Regions from separate parts of the Homo sapiens genome. Here region 1 is linked to region 2. The links are chromatin loops, found by intact Hi-C in ENCODE. Cell type or tissue: prostate gland. All regions are shown on one strand. Each heading gives the region's core, and the rest is flanking DNA. Links, peaks and the distances in the headings are about the cores only. Region 1 has its middle 44 kb from the start of SRGAP3-AS4. Region 2 overlaps SRGAP3 (SLIT-ROBO Rho GTPase activating protein 3).

Region 1 (10,303 bases), core at 706-8,705, 190 kb before region 2:
TCTCAAACTCCTGGCCTCAAGTGATCTGCCTGCCTCGGCCTCCCAAAATGCTGAGATTACAGGCATGAGCCATGCCACCTGGCCTTAATGTTTTTTCATGTGGCTGCTATTTCTCTCTCTATCTAAATCCTTCTAGGTCTTTCCCTGTGACCACTCTCTCCAGCAGAGTAGCCCGTCCTTGGTGGCTCAAGCTGCCAGGCCTTCTTAATGCCTAAACCTGAAAGTCCCAGGACATCATTTCCTCTGCATTGTACTGGTCAAATGGTTACAAGATTTATGGAAAGGGTACATAGGATCCATTTCTGGTAGAAGGAGGGGCATGTGCATACAGGGAGGGGTGGAATTGTTTGGCCATCTTTGGATACTAGCTATCACAGCCAGATTTTTATAGGGAAGAATGTTCTGGCAGCATTATGTAGGGTGTTTTGAAGAGAGCAAGACTAAAGACATGATGATGAATTATGAAGTCATGGATAATTCTAGTTGAGTTAGTCAGCTAGCTTCTCTTTTTCCTTCTGTTACTGTGGAAAGACCAGAGTAATTATGTTTTAATAGTAATAATAATAAAACAATAATCCTACTAACCTACATTTCTTGAGCACATACTGTGTGCCAAGCACTATGGTAAGTACATTTCTCCACAATTTAATACAGTTATCTCACGAGATATATATATTCCTATTTTATCTTTCAGAAAACTGAGGTCAAGTGTATTAGTGTGCTAAGGCTGCCATAACTGTAAGTACTACTGACTAGGTGGTGTAAGCAACAGACATTAATTTTCTCACAATTCTGGATGCTAAAAGTCCAAGATCAAGGTGTCAGCAGGGTTGGTGTCTTCTGAGGCTTATCTCCTTGGCGTGTAGGTGGCCTTCTTATTCCTTGGTCTTCACATAGTCTTCCTTCAATGCACATCTATGTCCTAATTTTCATACTCTCTTTCTCTTTTTTTTTTTTTGAGACTGAGTCTCACTCTGTTGCCCAGGCTAGAGTGCAGTAGTGCCATCTTGGCTCACTGCAACCTCTGCCTCCTGGGTTCTAGCGATTCTCGTGCCTCAGCCTCCTGAGTAGCTGGGACTACAGGCACACGCCACAATGCCCAGCTAATTTTTGCATTTTTAGTAGAGATGGGGTTTCACCACGTTGGCCAGGCTGGTCTCGAACTCCTGACCTCAAGTGATCCATCTGCCTCGGGCTCCCAAAGTGCTGGGATTATAGGCGTGGGTCACCGTGCCTGGCCCTAATTTTCTCTTTTTTTTAAGGAAACAGGTCATGTTGGATTAGGGTCCACCTGAATGACCTTATTTTAATTATCTTGTTAAAAGACTCTGTCTCCAAATTTAGTCACATTCTGAGGTACTAGGAGTTAGGATTTCAACATGTGCATTTTGGAGACACACAATTCAGCCTATAATATTATGTAATTAGTTTATCCTCATGTAGATAATAGGTGGGAAGTCAGACTTTAACCCAAATTTGCCTGACTTCAAGCTCCTGCTATTAACTACCCTGTATATTATTCTTACCCACAAGTGTCTTTAGTTTTTGCCCCAAGCAGGAAAATAGCAAGGTGGAGGAGGACACTGGGCCTGCATAGCTTTGTATTTAGGACATAGCTCTTTCTAACCTGAGGAACAGGGCTTGGATTCCAGTTATGTGTTCTGTGTCTGTTAACCCGTAACTCAATCATAATGATCTTTTTGGAAGGACAGTGAAAGGCAGCAGGGATTTGCTTGAACCCAGGAGTTCAAGACCACCCTGGGAAACATAGTGAGACCTTGTTTCTACAAAAAATAAAGAAATTAGCTGGGTGCGGTGGTGCACACCTGTAGTCCCAGCTACCTTGGAGGCTGAGGTAGGAGGATCACTTGAGTCTGGGAGGTTGAGTCTGCAGTAAGCTGTGATTGCACCACTGTACGCTAGCCTGGGTGACAGAGCAAGACCCTGTCTCAAAAAACAAAAACAAAAACAAAACTAAAGGTGGTAGAGGTGGCATATCCTGATGGATATGGTTCCATAATAGGGGATGATAATAATCACTAATACTTCAGGGATGTGTGCTGTGTGCTAGGCACAATGTTAAGTGCTTTACACATGTTATTCTCACAATAAATCTATTTGGTAGTATTATGTTTCCTATTTTACATATGGGGAAACTGAGGCAGGGTGGTGAGTTAACCTGCCCAAATTCATTCTGCTGATAAGAAGTGGCAGAGCCAAGCTGAGCATTCAGGCAATCTGAATCCAGAACCTGTACTCTTAACTATTATGCTTCCACACTGCCTCTGGGGACCCAGTGAAGAATGAATATGTACCATTTCTACAAAAAGAATCTAAGTCAGAGAAGACTCATTAGGCTTCCCTTACTCTGCCAAGATGGCTACCATTCCTCCATCTGTTTTCCATCTTCTAGAAATGAATGGGATAAATGGCCAATAAGCACATGAAAAGATGTTCAACATTACTAATCCCTAGGGAAATGCAAACTGAAGACACAGTGAGACACCACCAACATCCATTAGGATGACTATTATCAAAAACAGAAAACAATAAGCATTGGCCTGTGTGTGGAGAAACTGGAACCCTTGCGCATTGCTGTTGGGGATGTAAAATGGTACAGCCATTATGGAAAACAGTATGATTGTTCCTCAAAAAATTAGATATAAAATCACCACATGATCCAGTAATTTGACTTCTGGGTATGTACACAAAAGAACTGAAAGTATGAACTTGAACAAATATTTAGATACTAATGTTCATAGCAGCATTCTTTGCAATAACCAAAAAGTGGAAACAGCACCAGACATCCATCAGTGGATGAATGGATAAAGAAAATGTGCTCTAAGTATACAATGAATATTATTCAGCCTCAAAAGGAAGGAATTCTGATAAATACAGCAAGTTGGATGAACCTTGAAGACATGATGTTAATTGAAATAAGCCAGGTACAAAAGGGTATATGTATATGATTCCTCTTACATGAAGTGTCTAGATTAGTCAAATACATAGAGAAAGTGGAATAGAGGTTACCAGAGGCTGGGGAAGAGGAGAATGGGGAGTTCGTGTTTAATGGGTACAGAGTTTCAGTTTGGGATGATGAAAATCTCCATTCTGGAGATGGATGGTAGTGATAGTTGCACAATGATATGAATATACTTAATGTCATTGAACTGTACACTTAAAAATGGTTAAAATGGTAAAATTTATGTTATGTGTATTTTACCACGATAGAAAAAAAGAGCTAAAAAATGGAAATCTCTTGCCCATTGTGACATTATTTTCCATTTTCCTTGTCTGTATGTCTTTTTATGCCTTTGCTGTCATTTTAGTGGGCTCTCAGGATGAAGAAATAAATGTGTGTGGTTAATCCACCAATCACAACGAATTCCCCTGAAATGTATTTTGCATGCCTGCTACCTGGATGGCACGATGCTAGAGTGTAGAGATATGGTAGGTTTTCATGTTGAGGAGAGGAAGAAAAACAGCAGGCACAACACTTCTTCAAAACTTCCATGCTGTAAAACAGTTTTGGTTCTGAGGTCACTAAAGAATGAAGAGAATAGATTTGCAGCAATATTTAATATATTTGCTGTCATCTTGTACTACAGTCCTAAGTTGCCATAGCAACAGACCAGAGCAGAAACTTCATTAGAGGAAGAGCTCCTTGGATTTTAACCCTGTTATTCAATCAGGCATGAGTGATGGGGAAGGCCATCAGATGGCACCCATAAGATCTTTTACTTTGATAAGCTGTATAATTAGCTAAATCTAATAAGCCTTTGTAACAAGTAAAACAACAACCCCAAACCTCACTTTTTGCATCTTTTCCAGAGTCAACAAGTAGCCAAAAGATTTCCTAGGAGTTTCCTTCGTGGAACTATTCAAAGCAATGCTAGCAATAATATTGGAGCATCCCATTCATCAACGAAGGGCAGGAAGGAACACTAACAGATTGATGATAGATAATAGCTTATTTTATTGGCATTTGGCATTTGGAAGAAGATGCCTGGCATAAGCAGGTCATCAAATAAAGAGATTACTGTGTAATAGTCAAGTCTGTGTCACAGGTGGGGGGAGCTGTTTCTTTGGAGAGGAGAAGGATGCCCTCCCAAACACACACACACACACACACACACACACACACACACACACACACACGAAAGCTTCAATAGCAATTTCAATGCAACATGCAGTGAGTTCATATTGCTAAGGGAATTTAGAATAAAATGTGGTCCGAATCAAGCAGGTGTGGGTGGTGGTCATTCCCACCAAGGATGGCTTGCAAGAATTGGTGTTTTTTTTTGTTTGTTTGTTTGTTTTTTTACTTTTATTTTAAGTTCCAGGATACATGTGCAGGTTTGCTACATAGGTAAATGTGTGTCATGGGAGTTTGTTTTATGGTTATTTCATCACTCAAGTATTAAGCCTAGTACCTATTAGTTATTTTTCTTGATCCTCTCCCTCCTCCCACCATCCACCATCTGATAGGCCCCAGTGTGTGCTGTTTCCCTCTATGTGACCATGTGTTCTCATCATTTAGCTCCCACTTGTAAGTGAGAACATGCAGTATTTGGTTTTCTGTTTCTGCACTAGTTTGCTAAGGATAATGGCCTCCAGCTCCATCCATGTCCCTGCAAAGGACATGATCTCATTCTTTTTTTGGCTGCATAGTATTCTATGGTGTGTATGGATCTCATTCTTTTTTATGGCTGCATAGTATTCCATGGTGTATACCACATTTTCTTTACCCAGTCTATCATTGATGGGCATTTACGTTGATTCCATGTCTTTGCTATTGGAATAATGCTGCAACAAATGTATGTGTGCATGTGTATTTATAAGAGAATGATTTATATTCCTTTGGGTATATAACCGGTAATGGGATTGTTGGGTTGAATGGTGTTTCTTTCTTTAGGTCTTTGAGGAATTGCTACACTGTCTTCTACAATGGTTGGGCTAATTTACATTCCCACCAACAGTGTGTGTTTCTTTTTCTCCATAACCTCTCCAGCATCTGTTATTTTTTGAATTTTTAATAGTAGCCATTCTGACTGATGTGAGATGATATCTCATTGTGGTTTTGATTTGCATTTCTCTAATGATCAATGCTGCTGAGATTTTTTTTCGTATGTTTGTTGGCTGCATGTATGTCTTCTTTTGAGAAGTGTCTGTTCATGTCCTTTGCCCACTTTTTAATGGGGTTGTTTGTTTTTTCTTGTAAATTTGTTACGTTCCTTATAGATGCTGGATATTAAACCTTTGTCGGATGCATGGTTTGCAAAAATTTTCTTCCATTCTTTAAGTCTGTTTACTCTGTTGATAGTTTCTTTTGTTGTGCAGAAGGTCTTTAGTTTAATTAGATCAGGACAGCAGTTTTAAGCAGAGTTTTGGAAAAAGAAAGAGTCACGTATTCTCGAGGAAGACAGATATTTCTGAGTCATTAAGATCTTACCATCAGTCCACATCCTCAGTTTGTCCGTTTGTGATTAAGTTGTACTCATTTCAAACATTTCCCCTTTACCAGCCTTCCAGGAGGCACCAGTCAGAGCAATCAAATGGAATCATCTCCTGGTGAAGTTACCCAGGCAAGTGGATATTTTCAGGTCTCTTTACCAACCCTGGAAAGGCCATTGTTTTGTTGACTCATTTTCCTCCCACAAAGGGTAACTTTGGAATTTAACTCTCCTATTTACAATACAGGTCTGTTTTACTGCAAATATTCTTTTATTGTGTTGCTCTCCCCTGGATGCAATTGTGATATAGTCAAACATATTTGAAATCAGCAGTGGGTGGGTTTTTTTTTTCATTTTCTTTTTTCTTTCTTTCTTTCTTTCTTTTTTTTTTCAGCTGCTAAATCTAAAGCCCTGAGCAAGGTACTGTACAGTTTACAAAGAAGAGTCAGATGCAGCCCCATTGTACTCTTAAGGGACAACAATAGAAGAAATGACAGAAGACAATCAGAGATTAATGACCAGATGAATGATATATACCAGGTGGTCCCAACCTGAGCTCCCAGGCTCCCAAGGGTCTTAGAGAGCAGTAATGGGGGGAGAAGGAAGGGGTGCTTATGAGCTATTTGCAGTACTTCAAAAAGACTAATCCAAAGAGCTCATATTTGCTAGATATTAGATGCACAGGCTAATTAAAAGAAAACATCAGGTTTCTTTGCTCGGGGCTAGAAACACCAGTTACCCCATGCTGACTGGAAGATCTGATTGGCAGTTACCGTTGTCTTTGATTAATAAAACATGAGAAAATGAATTAATTATTACTTGATAAATGTCTTTTATTTGATAGACAAAAAACATTTCAAAGCATGGGATTTGTGAAATGAGAATAATAAAATGTTTGCTTTGAGTGAAAAGAATAGGAATCAATGAGATGGACAATAAGTGACTATTTTGGAAGTGTAAGGTGGATAGAGAAGGCAGAGAAGGCTTCATGGAGGGCAGAAAAGGAAGGACTCACCCAAGCAGGGTTTTGAACGATGTATAGGATTGATCTATGCAGTGGTTCTCAACGTGTGGTCTCAATCAACAGCATCAGCCCCATCTGGGAACTCGTTAGAAATACAAATTCTTGGGCTTTGCCTACTGAGTCAGAAACTCAAAGGATGAGGCACAGCCATCTGTGTTCTAACGGGCCCTCTGGGGGATTCTGATGCACGCTACAGTTTGAGAACCAAAGATCTATGTCATTGTTTCTCAAAGTCTGAGATGCGAATGCAACAGTAGGTGATTCCAAGAGGTATCTGTTCAGCCTAAAAACAAAACAGAATCACTACCAAGAAAGTTATTTCCTTTTCCAATCTCTTATGCCTTCTGTTAACATCATGGGAAAACACTCAGTTTGATCCTAGTAGGGCTTTAATGAGAAACAGCCACATCTCTTTTTCTTTTGGACAAAGAGAAGAGGCTCTATTTAGTTTCTGGGCTTTGGCTGGCAATAGAACTTAAGTTGAGTGTGATAATTTGGCTCACTCTGTCTTACATTTATTTTTACAGTTGCCTTCTTTTTTTTGGCAAGTGAAACTAATTTTCCATTTGCTGAAAGGGTATAAACTATTTTTTATGAAAATCTTATTTATATAAAAATCTGATTCGATTTAAAGAAGAAAGGTAAATAGTAGTGCCAGAGGTATGTAGAAATGGAAAACATAATAAAGACACTGAGTGAATGAAATTTGTGAAATATATTTAAGACAACAAATGTGTGTGCGTGTGTGTGTGTGTGTGTGTGTGTGTGTGTGTGGTGTTGATGCATGAATGGATGCATTTGTATTTGTCCTTGCTTATTGATTGTTTTTTGGGAGAATAGACCATAGATATATACACCATTGCAGCAAATACAAGAGCAAGGAAAAAAGTATCCAAATAAAATGTATTCCAGGCTACAACCTGTGACCCGTTGGTGGAAGCAGTGCTCAGTATAACGAAATCCTGTACAGCAAAGGGACTCACATGGTACTTTGTGCCAGTTGTGCCAGGATTTTGTGATACCTTATCTCCTTAAATACAGGGCTGCTGAGATGTAATGAGAGCGGGAACACAGGTTTTGTAATCTCTTCAGGCAAATAAGAAAACGCTTGTGGAATAGGTGACAATTCGCAGCATGCTTTCACCATACCATGTTCATTGAGATGCTTTTCATCACTTTACTTTGAGTCAGAAAGTGCCGAGATGAATTGATCATGTATACACATCAATGTGAGCCTGCATGCTACAGGAAGGAGTTATTCAGGGGGGAATTTTATTGCACTCCTTTTCCTCTTAATATTTTATTTATCGGTAAAGTGTGATTAAAAAGAATATAAAGGGCATCCTCCAAGGCAATGCCTCTCTTTTTTGACCTCAGCACATAAAACACATTTTATAGCTTAGCCCAGAACACACGTACACACACACACCATCACCACTACCACCACAACAAAAGTTTTGTGAAATAATACACATCCTTATAGCAAGATATATACTCTGAGAGTTTTCATTCTATTTTAGCTCATTAAAAATGATTTCCCATCTTGCTAGTGGTCTCATTAGCTGTTAGGAAAGCATTGCTCTGACTCACGGCTCTGGGAGTTTAGTGTGCATAAGGTTTACTTGCAAGCTTGTTAAAATTGTGGGTCTTGAGAATTCCCCCCTTCTAACACTCACTCCCTAGGGATACTGATTCAGTAGGTTTGGGGTATAGCTTGGATCTGCAAGTTTTGATAAGTGAGTTAGAGGATTCTGAAGAGGGTAGAGCTTGGACCACACTTTGAGAAACACTACTTGAAAGGAAACAATAATATAAAAAACTTTATGAACCTTGTGATCTGAATTTGGAAGTCCCTCCATTACCTACTGGATAAGGTTCGAATGTCAAATGACATTTAGGGCCCCTCATTGCCTAGTCCCTACTGAGCTTTTCAGGTGCATCTCCAGCTCCAATCTTGCTGTCCCCCCACACACCTGTCCTATGTAACCAAACAACATCAGACCATTCATCATTTACATAGCACATACTTTGATGTGGACTTTCATTTCTTGCAGTATGGCAGAAAAGATACCTTGACTTATCCTCCTGTTGTAAACAACTAAAAATTCTGGATAACATTTAAAACCATTAAAAATATGTTAGTGAGCTAGCAAGTTATGAAGAAATACTCAGAGGCCAAAAATGAAGAAAGGTAAGCAGGGCCCCAAACTGGCTTGTGTTTGCTTCATAGACACTTGCTGAACTGGGTGATGGTGGTTTTTTTTTTAAGACCGAGTCTTGCTCTGTCGCCCAGGCTGGAGTGCAGTGGCACAATCTCAGCTCGCTGCAACCCCTGCCTCCTGAGTTCAAGCGATTCTCCTGTCTCAGCCTCCTGAGTAGCTGGGACTACAGTTGTTTACCATGACACCCGGCTAATTTTTGTATTTTTAGTAGAGACAGGGTTTCTTCACCATGTTGGCCAGGCTGGTCTCAAACTCCTGACCTCAAGTGATCTGCCTGCCTCAGCCTCCCAAAGTGCTGGTATTACAGGCATGAGCCACCATTCCCAGCCTGAACTGGGTGAGTTTTGAGCTTTGGTTTTTTTCATTGTCTCAGTTACGGGAGACAGAAGATGAAGCCCAGAACCTGTCCAAGGTAAGGGTCTAATAGGACCCCTCCCATAAAGTTATGTCCTTAAATAGCCAAGTGTAATGGTAATTTAGTGTGAGGGTGATTTGGAAATAAATCTGTCACCTAAAGGATAAAAACAATTGTCTGTCTTGAACATCGGGGCTGGTTGTAGGGCCCCCCCAAAAAAAATCTCTGAGAATTTGTAACTACAAGTAAACTGTTACGAGGATCTATAACATGAATTCACACAACCAAAGTGATGTTAGACTAGTAGTGTTCTTAAGATGCCTAGCAGAAACAAATGCATATCCCATAGAAGAACTTGTCTTTTCCCAGATCTCAAGGAATTCATTTTGATGAAGTTTTAAGAGATTTCAATTCATGGTGAAAAATTACAGGGAAGCAAGGCAACAAGTATTGAGCCAGCAGAAACAACAGATAGCAGAATCAGATCCATGGAGACTGCAGATGGTATAATTATCAGTCACAGAATATAAAAGAAGTATTCGAATATGTTAAAAGAAATCAGAAATAAAATTGTGAATAAAGAATTAAACTAGGTAAACTAGGCCAGGCATGCTGGCTCACGCCTGTAATCCCAGCGCTTTGGGAGGCTGAGGTGGGTGGATCACTTGAGGTCAGGGGTTCTAGACTACCATGATCAACGTGGTAAAACCCCATCTCTACTAAAAAATACAAAAAATTAGCCAGGCTTGATGGCGCATGCCTGTAGTCCCGGCTACTTGGGAGGCTGAGGCAGGAGAATCGCTTGAATCCAGGAGGTGGAGGTTGCAGTTAGCCAAGATCACGCCACTGAACTCCACCTTGGGTGACAGAGCGAGACTCCATCTGAAAAAAAGAAAGAATTAAACTGGAAAAATGACAATGTGTGGCCAGGCATAGTGGCTCATACCTGTAATCCCAGCACTTTGGGAGGCTGAGGTAAGAGAATCACTTGAGCCCAGGAGTTCAAGACCAGCCTGGGCAAAATAGTGGAACCCCTGTCTCTACAAAAAATTTAAAAAATTAGCTGGGTGTGGTGACATGCACTATAGTCCCAACTACTTGGGAGGCTGAGACAGGAGGATTACTTGAGCCCAGGAGTTGGAGGCTGCAGTAAGCTCTGATCACACACTGTACTCCAGCCTGGGTGACAGAGTGAGAACTTGTCTAAAAAAAAAAAAAAGACAAAGTGAATTTTATAAAAATAACTTCT
Region 2 (10,303 bases), core at 744-8,743:
ACAGCCTTTTAGACTCGTCGTGTTCGACTCGAACTCATCATCCTCCCTCCCCGCCCCACCCTTGACCTGCTCCTCTTCATCTCCACAGAGGCTCCTTCTACTCCCCCAGGTGCCCAAACCAAAAACTGGAGAGTCATCCTGGACATCTTTTGCTCTCTCTCAACTTCCAGCCCTAACTCCATCCCGTCAATCTCCCTGTCCAGTCAATTTCCTACCTAAGCCTTTCTTGAATCCCTCAGTTTCTCTCCCGGCCCCTGGCTCTGTACAGCAGCCAGAGTGAGAGTTTGAAAGTGCAGTTTTACCCTTTCACTCCCCTTCTGTAAACCCTTCAAGGTCTGCCTGCTGACCTCAGGACGGAGCTTGAACTCTAATGAGAGTTAAAGGCCCTTTCCCAAGTGGCCCCTGCCTCAGTCTCCATGTTCACCTGCTGTCCTCACTCTCCTACCCCAAAACACCATGCTTGGGCCCCCTCCCTACCTGCTCCTCCCTCTCCTGCTCCTCCCTGGGCCTTTGCTCATCACATTTCTCCCCTTTGAAGGCTCCTCCCTGTGAAACTCCAGTCCGGCTTTTAGTTCTCAGTCTAGAAAGCGTTTCCTCCAGGAAGCCATGCATGACCAACCTCACCACCAGATCTGGGGAAGGAGGCTCCTCTCTGCTCCATAGCCTCCTTCCCATGACTGCACTGATGAGGCTGCCTCATCACTTTCTGTTCCTTGTGAATCTCCTTACTCAAGTGGAAGACTTGCAGGGCAGGGTCTTGCAGCCTTGGTTGCTCCTGCACTCGCAGCACCTAGTCCTGCCCAGCACAGACACACAAACGCAAGGAGTGAACGAGGGCTGGAAGGAATCTTCACAGCAGCTGCTCACTTCAACTTGAGTCTTTGGCTGCTTTCGGGTAACATCCTCCTCCTTGCCTTGGCTCGCTCTGCCTCCTGCAATTCTGTCTTATACCGCACTGCCTCCTGGCTTGCAGCTTCTGATAAGGACAGCGCTGTGCTCTCTGCCCTTCCTCTCATCTCATCTCTCTGGCTAGATGACCTAGTTAATGGTCCCCAAACTGTCCCAGCAATTCCCCATCAGTTCCAGATCAGTTGTCTTTTTCCTTCCCTCTGAAACTCACCTTCTGGCTGTGGCTTCCATAATTTTGCACAATTTAATTCCCTGGTGCTGTTCACTTCTTGCCTCCCAGGTTCAGCTAAGCCCCTGAAGTAATTTAGGTAACAGCTCAATTATCTCATCTCTCCTTTAATCTTTCCATTTCCATCACCACCTAGGAAGCAGTGAAAATGAGATAAGCAATGCATTTTCTGTCCAAACCTACTGCTCCCCTTGCAGTTCTTATCTCAGTTCATGTCATCAGCATCTACCCAGTCGCCTAAGATCTGAGCCTCGGAATCACTGTCTGCTCCTTCCTCCTCTTTCTGCTGTTTTCCAGGAAGTTTCCAAGAGGATCTGCTCTCCTGTTGAGAAATCTCTCAAGTCCATCCTTCGCTGGCTACAAGACCACACCCAGGCCTCACTATTTCTCTTTTGAACTAAGATTACCTCCTGCCTGGTCCTCTTACCAAAAGCCCCATATCCCTGCTCATCCACCCACCCACCTACCCATCCATCCCTTCATCCTCCAATCTGCCTTCCATGATCATGCCAAAACACATGTTGGTTATATCCTACCTCTGCTGAAATAACTTCCATGACTCCCCACTGCCCATAGCAGACATTCTTATTTATTTTAGAAACTGGGTCTTGCCTATTACTCAGGCTGGAGTGCAGTGGCATGATCATAGCTCACTGCAGCTTCCACCTCCCGGGCTCCAGTGATCCTCCCACCTCAGTCTCCCAAGTAACTAGGACTACGGGTGTGTGCCACTATGCCCAGCTAATTTTTAAATTTTTTGTAGAGACGGAGTCTTGCTATGTTGCCCAGGCTGGTCTTGAACTCCTGGACTCAAGTGATCCTCCTACCTCAGCCTCCCAAAGCCCTGGGACTCAGGCACGAGCCACTGCACCCGGCCTAAAGCAGGCATTCTTAACCCTGGCTGCACATTAGAATCTTCTAGAGAGTATAAAAATATGAGTACCACGCGCTACCCCCAGAGATTCTGATTTTGTCTTGGATGGGTCCTGGGTCTTGGTGTTTTTTTAAAAGCTCCCCAGTTGATTCTAGTGTACAGGACAGGTTGAGAACTATGTGGTCTAGAAGATAAGGGGTCCCACCCCCTTAGTCTGGCAGTCTCCCCCAACATTGGGCCTTTAATCTGTATCCCCAGCCTCATGTCCTACAGTCCTCCACTAACACACTCAGAATTCCAGCTCTTCTGAGCTACTTCACTATATTTGTACCCACTGGTCCTTCTACCCACAATTCCATCCTCTCTCTGACTTCTGACCATTTGGAAAACTCCTACCCATCCTTCAAGACCCAGCACAAATGCAGTCTTTTTTCATGGGTCTCTCTTCCATAGCATCTGCTACATGGCAGGCACATTGCTGGGTGCTGGACGTGATGACACAATAGAAGTGATCCCTGCTCTCAAAGAGCTCACAGTAGGGTGAGGGGGAGGGATGGAAACTCCTTAAGGTAGAAGTTCTGTAACTTGAGTATGCATCCAAATCACCTTGAGAGTTTGTTAAAACACAGATTCTGGGCCCAGCCCTAGGGCTTCTGAGTACACGTAGTCTGGGGCTGCCCTGAGAACTTGTATTTTCAAGTTCCTAAGTGATGCTGCTGCTGCTGGTTCAGGGGCCACACTGAGAACCACTGCCTTAGCGTGTGGTCAACGGGGTGTTCTCTAGGGAGGTATCATCTAAGCTGAACCTACAGTAATAGAAACAGGCATTCATGAGAAGAGCAGGGACTGTGGTATTCCAGGCAGAGGGAAAAGCGTCCAGGCCCCAGTGGGAATAGAAGAGGCCGCGTGCCTGGTACCCAGAACACACTGGAGGAGAACGATGCCTTCTGCAGCTTCTCCAGCAGAACTGATGCTCTGCGTATGTCTCTGTTATAGACTGGAACCACCTTCCTCTCTAATTCTTTTTTTCTGATGCAGCCACTCAGCAGTGAGCCCCTCCAAGGCAGAGTGTGCATCACGGCCACCTTTGGGTGCCCAGAACCCACCCAAGACCTGACACAGTAGATGCTGAGGGATTCTAGTTGGGGTCTAATTGTAGTGTCCTGGCTTTTACTCTAGGCTATAAGCCAAGGAGAAATCTGGTTGTTTCACAGCAGTGTTGTAAATGCTTCATCATCCTCCCTTTTCCTTAGATAGTTCCCATCCTTTATCTAAATCTAATTATCTTCTCACAAATTTCTGCTGCCTAGATAGATTTTTAGCACATTTGGTGAGAGAAAGAAAAATTCCTTGAAGTCAAGGTAGCCCTGCCCCACCTACCTTCCCAAGCCCCAGGAGATAGGGAGAGGTGGGGTGGTGGGGGTGGGGTGGGGACAGCAGTTCAGGGGTCCTTCTGCTTGGCTTTGGGGAGGTGGATGTGGTCATAGTGGGAGTCAGCAGAATTGCTGTATTAGTCCATTTTCACACTGCTGATAAACACATACCCAAGAGTGGGAAGAAAAAGAAGTTTAATTGGACTCACTGTCCCACATGGCTAGGGAAGCCTCAGAATCATGGTGGGAGGTGAAAGGCACTTCTTATATGGTGGTGGCAAGAGAAAATGAGGAGGAAGCAAAAGCAGAAACCCCTGATAAGCCCATCAGATCTTATGAAACGTATTCACTATCACGAGAATAGCACGGGAAAGACTGGCCCCCAAGACCATTCCCACAACATGTGGGAATTCTGGGAGATACAATTCAAGTTGAGATTTGGGTGGGGACAAAACCAAACTATATCAATTGCCTTCCTCAAAAAACGCTAATAGTGGGAGGCTGTGTTTTCTAAGAACAGAACCTTGGCCAGCTCCTGGAGGTGGTCCACACTCAGGACAGGGGTGGGACAAGGCAGGCCTGGGGGAACCCTGGAGCTGCCACCTCAGGTGGTGGAAGGGCCTCTCCCCTCACATCCTGCCTTTCCAACATCTCTCTCCACACTGGAAAGGAGTCAGGGAGATACCCTGGGTCAGAGGGCAAGAGCTTTAGCATAGGTGCCCTGCGTGGCAGGAAAGGGTTATTGGTTTGGTTTTGCTTTTGAATTGACCTTTCTCTTCCTTCCTGGATAACAGGGTGTATCCACCCTTTCCTGAGGCTCACAGAGGGGTCTTTGGCAAATACAGATGGTCCTTAATTTAACTATGGGTTGACTTATAATTTTGAGAATTTACAGTGTTGTGAAAGTGATACACATTCAGTATAAACCGTATTTCAAGTACACATAAAACCATTCTGTTTTTCACTTTCAGGATAGCATTCAACTAATTACATGAGATATTCAACAGTTTATTAGAAAATAGGCTTTGTGTGCAATGATTTTGCCCATCCGTAGGCTAATGTGTTCTGAGCACGTTTAAGGTAGGGTAGGCTAAACTATGATGTTCCGTAGTTTGGGCTTACTAAATGCATTTTCAACTTAGGATATCTTCAACTTGTGAGGGGTTTATTGGGATGTAGCCCTGTAGTAAGTTGAGGAGCATCTGCAGAGCCAAGAGACAGATTTTCTCTGGTCTCATTAGCATCCTGAGCTTTGGGAAACAATAGTATAAGGATCTGTGGTTCTCAGACTTGAGTGAGTATCCGAATCCCCTGGAGGGCTTGGTAAAGCCCAGATTGCAGGCCCACCCCCAGAGTGTGTGACTCAGCAGGTCTGGAGTGGGACTGGAGAGTCTGCATTTCTAACCAGTCCCCAGGTCATGCTCTTGCTGCTGGTCTGGGAGCACACTTTAAGAACCCCTGCTTCAGCATCACACCCAGCTAGAGAGTGCTAATAACCTATCAGTCATTGCAGGACAAAGGGTTATTTGTCTTGTAGGTACTTGCATTTTCCTTAACCCTTCCTCCTGAACACAGAATCTGAGCCCTCCTAGCCCCTTTCCCAACAGCTCCGTGGAGGGGCAAAGGCATGTGTTTCCAAGAGGCCAAGAGACAGAAGCCAATCCCTGGGGAAGAACAAAGAAGTTAAGAGCCCAAGAAAATTACAGGGGTTGAGGCAGGCAGAATGGGGGAGTGGAAGTATCTACTTTTTGTTCTTTCTATTGCATAGTTCCAGAAATCATACAAGTATAATATTTAAAAAACAATTGGTTTAGTATTTCTTAGCCCCAGGGGAGGTAGCTTCTTCCCAGAAGGTAGAGGTACCTGGAGCAAGCACCACATTCAGTGCTAGAGTAGAACCGCATAGGCGTCAAAGACCTGGGTTCTGGCCCCAGTGCTGGTCTGTGACCTTGGAGGATCCCTTCAGCTGTTGTAGCCTGTTTCCCCAACTGTATAAGGTGTAACAACAAGACTGACCTTGAAGGGGCACCGTGGAGGTTAAAAGAGCTGAAGTGGGTGACAGCATAAACCACTGTTGGATGACAGTTCCAATGTAGCCAACCTGAGCTTTCTTGGTTTCCACAGGAAGGACCAGTACCTCCTCTCGCCTGTGAACTGTTGGTATCTGGTTCTGCATCAGACCCGGCGGGAGAGCCGAGACCATGCCACCCTCAATGACATCTTCATGAACAATGTCATCGTCCGCCTCTCCCAGATCAGTGAGGATGTCATCAGACTCTTCAAAAAGGTAGGCAAGTGGGCTGCTCTACGTGTCCCAGGTCTTTGCCCCAAGCTGGCCCATGGTAACAGTATACCAGCCAGGGTGGGATGTGGTTTGGAGACAAGGGACCAGGAGGGGCAGGTGCATTGAAGGATGCAAGTGGCTGAGGGCTGGACTTGGGACCCCAGCCCATTTGAACCCTGGATGTGCCTTTTAAAGAGTGTGTAGTCTTAGCCACTTTAGCAACCACTGCCACAAAAATGAAAACCTTTGCATGGCTAGGTAAGTAGTACATATTCATTGTAGAAAATTTTAAAGAATGACGATGAGCACACACACAAAAATTAAAATCACCTGAAATGGCATTGTTTGGAGATAATCACTTTGATATCCTAGGAATTTCTCGTGTACAAACGCAAATGCATTTTCTGAGAGTGCTTAGATTTGTATATTTTCTAGTGTACACATGCATTTTTTCTAAATCAGATCATAATGCATATATGATTTTACTACCTGCTTATGTCACCTAACAAATTACGTAACACTCTATTACATTTTCCCACATCAATAGTATATTTCTATAACATTTTGAATGATTACACAGTATTTCATTATATAGATGTACTCTATTTAATCTCTTATTGTTGAGCACTTAGTTTATTTCTGTTATTTTACTCTTATAAATAACACTGCCGTGAGCTTCTTTGTCACATTCGCTGTTACTTTCTTAGGATCAGTTTCTGCAGTGGGAATTTTAGAGTCGAAAGTATGCTCATTTTTAATGCTTTTGACAGTGTACCTTATTGCCTTCAGAAAGGTTTTACCCATATAAACATCCAGAAGCTGAGTGTGGAAGGAGCACTGAGGTCTCTGTATCCCACGTTCCTTGCACAGTGCCTGGCATGTACAAGGTGCTGTGCAAATGTTTGTAGAACTAAACTCACTTTTGTGAATTTCAGTTTCCTTGTCTGTAAAATGGGTAAGTTATTTAGCCTCTGTGAAACTCATCCTCTTTGTCTATCCTGCAGGGTTAAGATCAGCTACTTCCCAGGAGGGTGAGCGTTAAACAAATGGTGTGCGGGGAGAGTGGCATTATTGCAAAGTGGTTTGGGATGTGGCCTCTGGGTCCAGAATTCTTAAATTCTTGGGTTCATAATCCTGGTTCCATGATTTATTAGCTGTGTATCTTCGGGCTTGTTACTTCAATGCTCTGTGCCTCAGTTTCCTCATTTGTGAAATGGTGATGGAGATAAATACCCATGGGCAGATGGAAGGATTAACAGGCTTGTTGTTCCTGTGTACAGCATGGAGAGCATCACTTGGCACTTAGTAGGTGCTCATGAAAGCTGACTATTATTATGCGAATTTAAGAGACTATTATTACCAAAAGAATCTAGCTCATCTCTTCTTGCCAGGTGCCAGTTTCAGGGGTTTGGTGATCTGAGATTGCTAGAAGCACAAAGAAGGGGACAAGTTGATTGAAAATATAATCATCTCTCCATGGTCTGTGTTTGGATTGTCCACTTTGAGGATTACTTCTATAGCAAAAGTGTAATCGCAGGCTAATTTTCTCCTGCCACACAATATGCTTCTGGTCTCCTTCTGGGGTTGTGTTTATGAAATGTGGGCTAAGTTTCATATTGCATAAGCAAACACAATTAGGAAGGTAAATACGGTGCAAAGAAAAAAAAATTACACAGTGCTTTGCAAAGCCAAACTGAAGTGATCCAGACGTCTGCAAGTTTGGACTGTTGGTCCCATTCCCAGCCCCCGCCTGCTGCTGCTGTCACATCTTTTTTCCTTGGTGGGAGTGACTCACAGAGAAAGGGTCATCAAGGCCTTTAGGAAATGAAGGGTCTTTTTTCCTGAGCTGAGCCCTGGGACAAGTGAGATAAATCTTTTCAGTTCTCATTTAGGCTGACAGCAGCCTGACTTGTGATGGAGGTTAACAGGGTGGAAAATAATGAAAAAAATGTCTACAGCTGAGCTCCTGGCTGCCTTGTTACCAGGCCTGTGCCTGTGGAACAAAGGAAACAACCCAGCCCACAGGGGCTTTGGAGAGAGGCGCGGACGGAGCCTGGCTGGCTGACTTTGCACAGCACGGCCCCTTTGTGTTGCATCAGTTACACCTAATTTCGGAATGGAGGCCGGCACTCTTTACATAATAATAGTTCCCGCAGACCTCAAAGCAACTATGGAGGCTGCTCTCTGGTCAGACTGGGGATCCTCACTCACCTCATTTTACAGGTGAGGAAGTAAAGCGTTGGGAGGCTGCAAGGAGAACCCAGACTTGGTTGCTTTGGGCCCCTTGTCATTACCAGCAGGAGGCGGAGTGGCTGGGCTTTTGGAGTTTGTCTCAGAACTGCCTATCACTGCACCCTGGGCAAGTCTCTCTGAGTCTCAGTTTTGTCATCTGGGAAATGGAGCTGGTAACAATGCCAACTTCACAGGGGGCCGCTTTAATATGCAGAGGTGAGCCAAGTGTCCAGCCCAGGCCTGGTATCCAGTAGGTGCTTATTAAATGGTAGCTTGCCAGTGATCCCTAAGAATAGAAACCACTCCCCATGTCTGAGCTGGGGTCCTAGGGCTCTACCAAGCCACAGTCTGGCAGTGAGGCTGCGGGAGATGGGAGCGGCTTCTAGGCCAGGTGTCTGTCCTGTGCCTATCTTCTGGCTTGGGCCTGGGCAGCTGCCCTGCCTGCCAGCTTCTCACTGATGCGGGAGGTGGTTTGACTTAATAACTTACCTTTTCATGATTCTCCATTTCCCCTTTTGCAGTGGAGTCTGTTCTTATGACTAGAGGAGCACTTCAAATTCCAGAAGCCCCTGCACGTGGCCCTTGCTTTAAGTGTGAGATGTGGATCAGCCCTAGCAAAATTAAACTGAATGAGATCCAGGAGGCCATCGTTAGTGATCAGGACTCTTATGGTGGCAGACAGCAGAAATGCAGCTTGCCCCTCTTTAAGAGAAAAAGGGACCTTACTAGTTATAAGCCTGGCTTCGGGCATGCGGGGCTTCAGAGGAACAAAGGATGTTACTAGAACTCTGTCTTTCTGCAACTCTTTCGGCAACTCTGCTCCAGTTTTCTCTGTTTCCCGTTTTTTGTGGGGAGGCGAGGGGCTCTTTTACAGTCAGCCCCACCCGCTGGCCGTGTGATAACCAGAGGGCCCCTGGCATCTCCAGACCTACATCCTCTCTGCTTCAAGTCCCTTTTCCCAGAATGGGATATTTTGGTCTGTGATTGGTCCAGCACGGGTCACGTGAGCACACCGGGTGCTGCGTCTGTGGCTGGGGCGCTGCAGGGCTCTGCCTCGCCAGGCCGGGACACATACCCATCCCTGAAGCCAGATGCACACTCAGTTCCACCTGACCCATGGGACTGAGAATGGGTGAGGGGTGGTTCCCCAAGAAAAGTAGGGGTGCCTTTACAAGAAGAAGGGAGAAATAAAACAGGAGATGGCCACTGGACTCTCTTTTCCAGCCCTTTTATCATCCTCTACAGCAGCTGTACGCCTCTGCTAGATGTCCCTCAATAAAGAACGCTCCTTACCTCTCAGGATAGCTCATTCCATGTGGGAACATCCGTGATCAATAGAAAATTCTCCCGAATGCCGAAATGGAATCTTGTAGTGTTTTCACTCACAGGTCCTGATCATCCCTAGAGGGCCAAACAGATCAAACCTGTCACATGGAAACCTGTCAGTTGCTTGAAGGCAGAAATCGTGACCATCCACTGGTCCTTCCTGCCTATGGGCAGATGTCCCAGGTTCCTTCCATCGTCCTCCTGGAATTTGGCTTTGTGTTTCTGTCCCCATATCAGTCGCCCTGCCTGGGTCATGCTTCAGGTCTTCTCTGACCTACAGAAGTTACTATTCAGAACCAGTCGGAATACTCTAGGAAGGTCTGAGCAGCTCAGGGCAGAGCAGGGCTGTCCAGACACTTTATTTCTCATAAGACCCGTGATGGTGTTTGCCGCTTTGATGATTGTTTTACCACATGATTGACACAGTGAACTCTCAGTCAGCAAAAAGTCCCTTGTATTTTTGTACCAATTGTTTTTTAATGCAGCCTTTGACTTCTGCTTTTGTGTTTCTTCATATTTACCCTTCTAAAACTTCATTTTGTTAGATTCTGGTCAAATGGGATCGGTGTCCTTATTTGAGTGATTTTTCAAGCAGCAGGAGGGTAACTGCCAAGAGGTCCTAATTCCTCCTCTGTGGGAAAAGGCTGTTTTGTAACTTCTCCATGTCTTCCTCCTCGGTGTCACCTTCTGTGTGTCAATTCTTTGGCCTCCTGTTTGCTTCTTCTCTGTCTTCTTAGTGAGAGGTGGAAAGTGGGGCAAAGAGTTGAGAATAAATTCACAGTGGAAGTGCCCCTGGAGTTGGGTGTTGACGGATGAATAAGAGCCTGCTGAATGGGGAAAGGAGGTTGGGAGTTCAGGGTCTGGAGAAAGGTAAGAGCCAGTGGGTAGAGTTTATGGTGATGGAGGTCGAAGGAAAAAACTCAGAACAGAGGCTGAAAAATGGCAGTGCACAACTGAGTTTGGCTCTGACGTATAATCTTCTTGGCCCTTACTATGTTAAGAAAGATTAAGTTGACATTTAAACATTTAAAGATTTCTCCCAAAATCACGATTTTGTGTTTCTCTTGCAAAATCAG

Evidence for each region. Hi-C counts contacts between places; a loop is a spot of excess contacts. Peaks named below come from ENCODE experiments on the same cell type or tissue, not always from the same donor. Only the 100,000 strongest peaks of a DNase experiment are listed, where the experiment ranks them.
Region 1: a loop joins it to region 2, with 2.0 times the contacts of the local background. A loop is called at or near these places in 4 of 110 quality-filtered maps.

The regions. Positions count from the first base shown.
Region 1 is chr3:9,288,551-9,298,853 of GRCh38, reverse strand. It overlaps a transcript of SRGAP3 not described here. Among named protein-coding and RNA genes, the nearest start is that of SRGAP3-AS4, 44 kb to the right of the region's middle. In prostate gland, for the core only: no CTCF peak of the experiment used is centred there; no DNase peak of the experiment used is centred there.
Region 2 is chr3:9,100,049-9,110,351 of GRCh38, reverse strand. It overlaps SRGAP3 (SLIT-ROBO Rho GTPase activating protein 3), which reads left to right. Exons shown (of 22, transcript NM_014850.4): 3 at 5,510-5,672. Among named protein-coding and RNA genes, the nearest start is that of SRGAP3-AS2, 87 kb to the left of the region's middle. RefSeq lists an enhancer at 4,355-5,111. In prostate gland, for the core only: no CTCF peak of the experiment used is centred there; no DNase peak of the experiment used is centred there.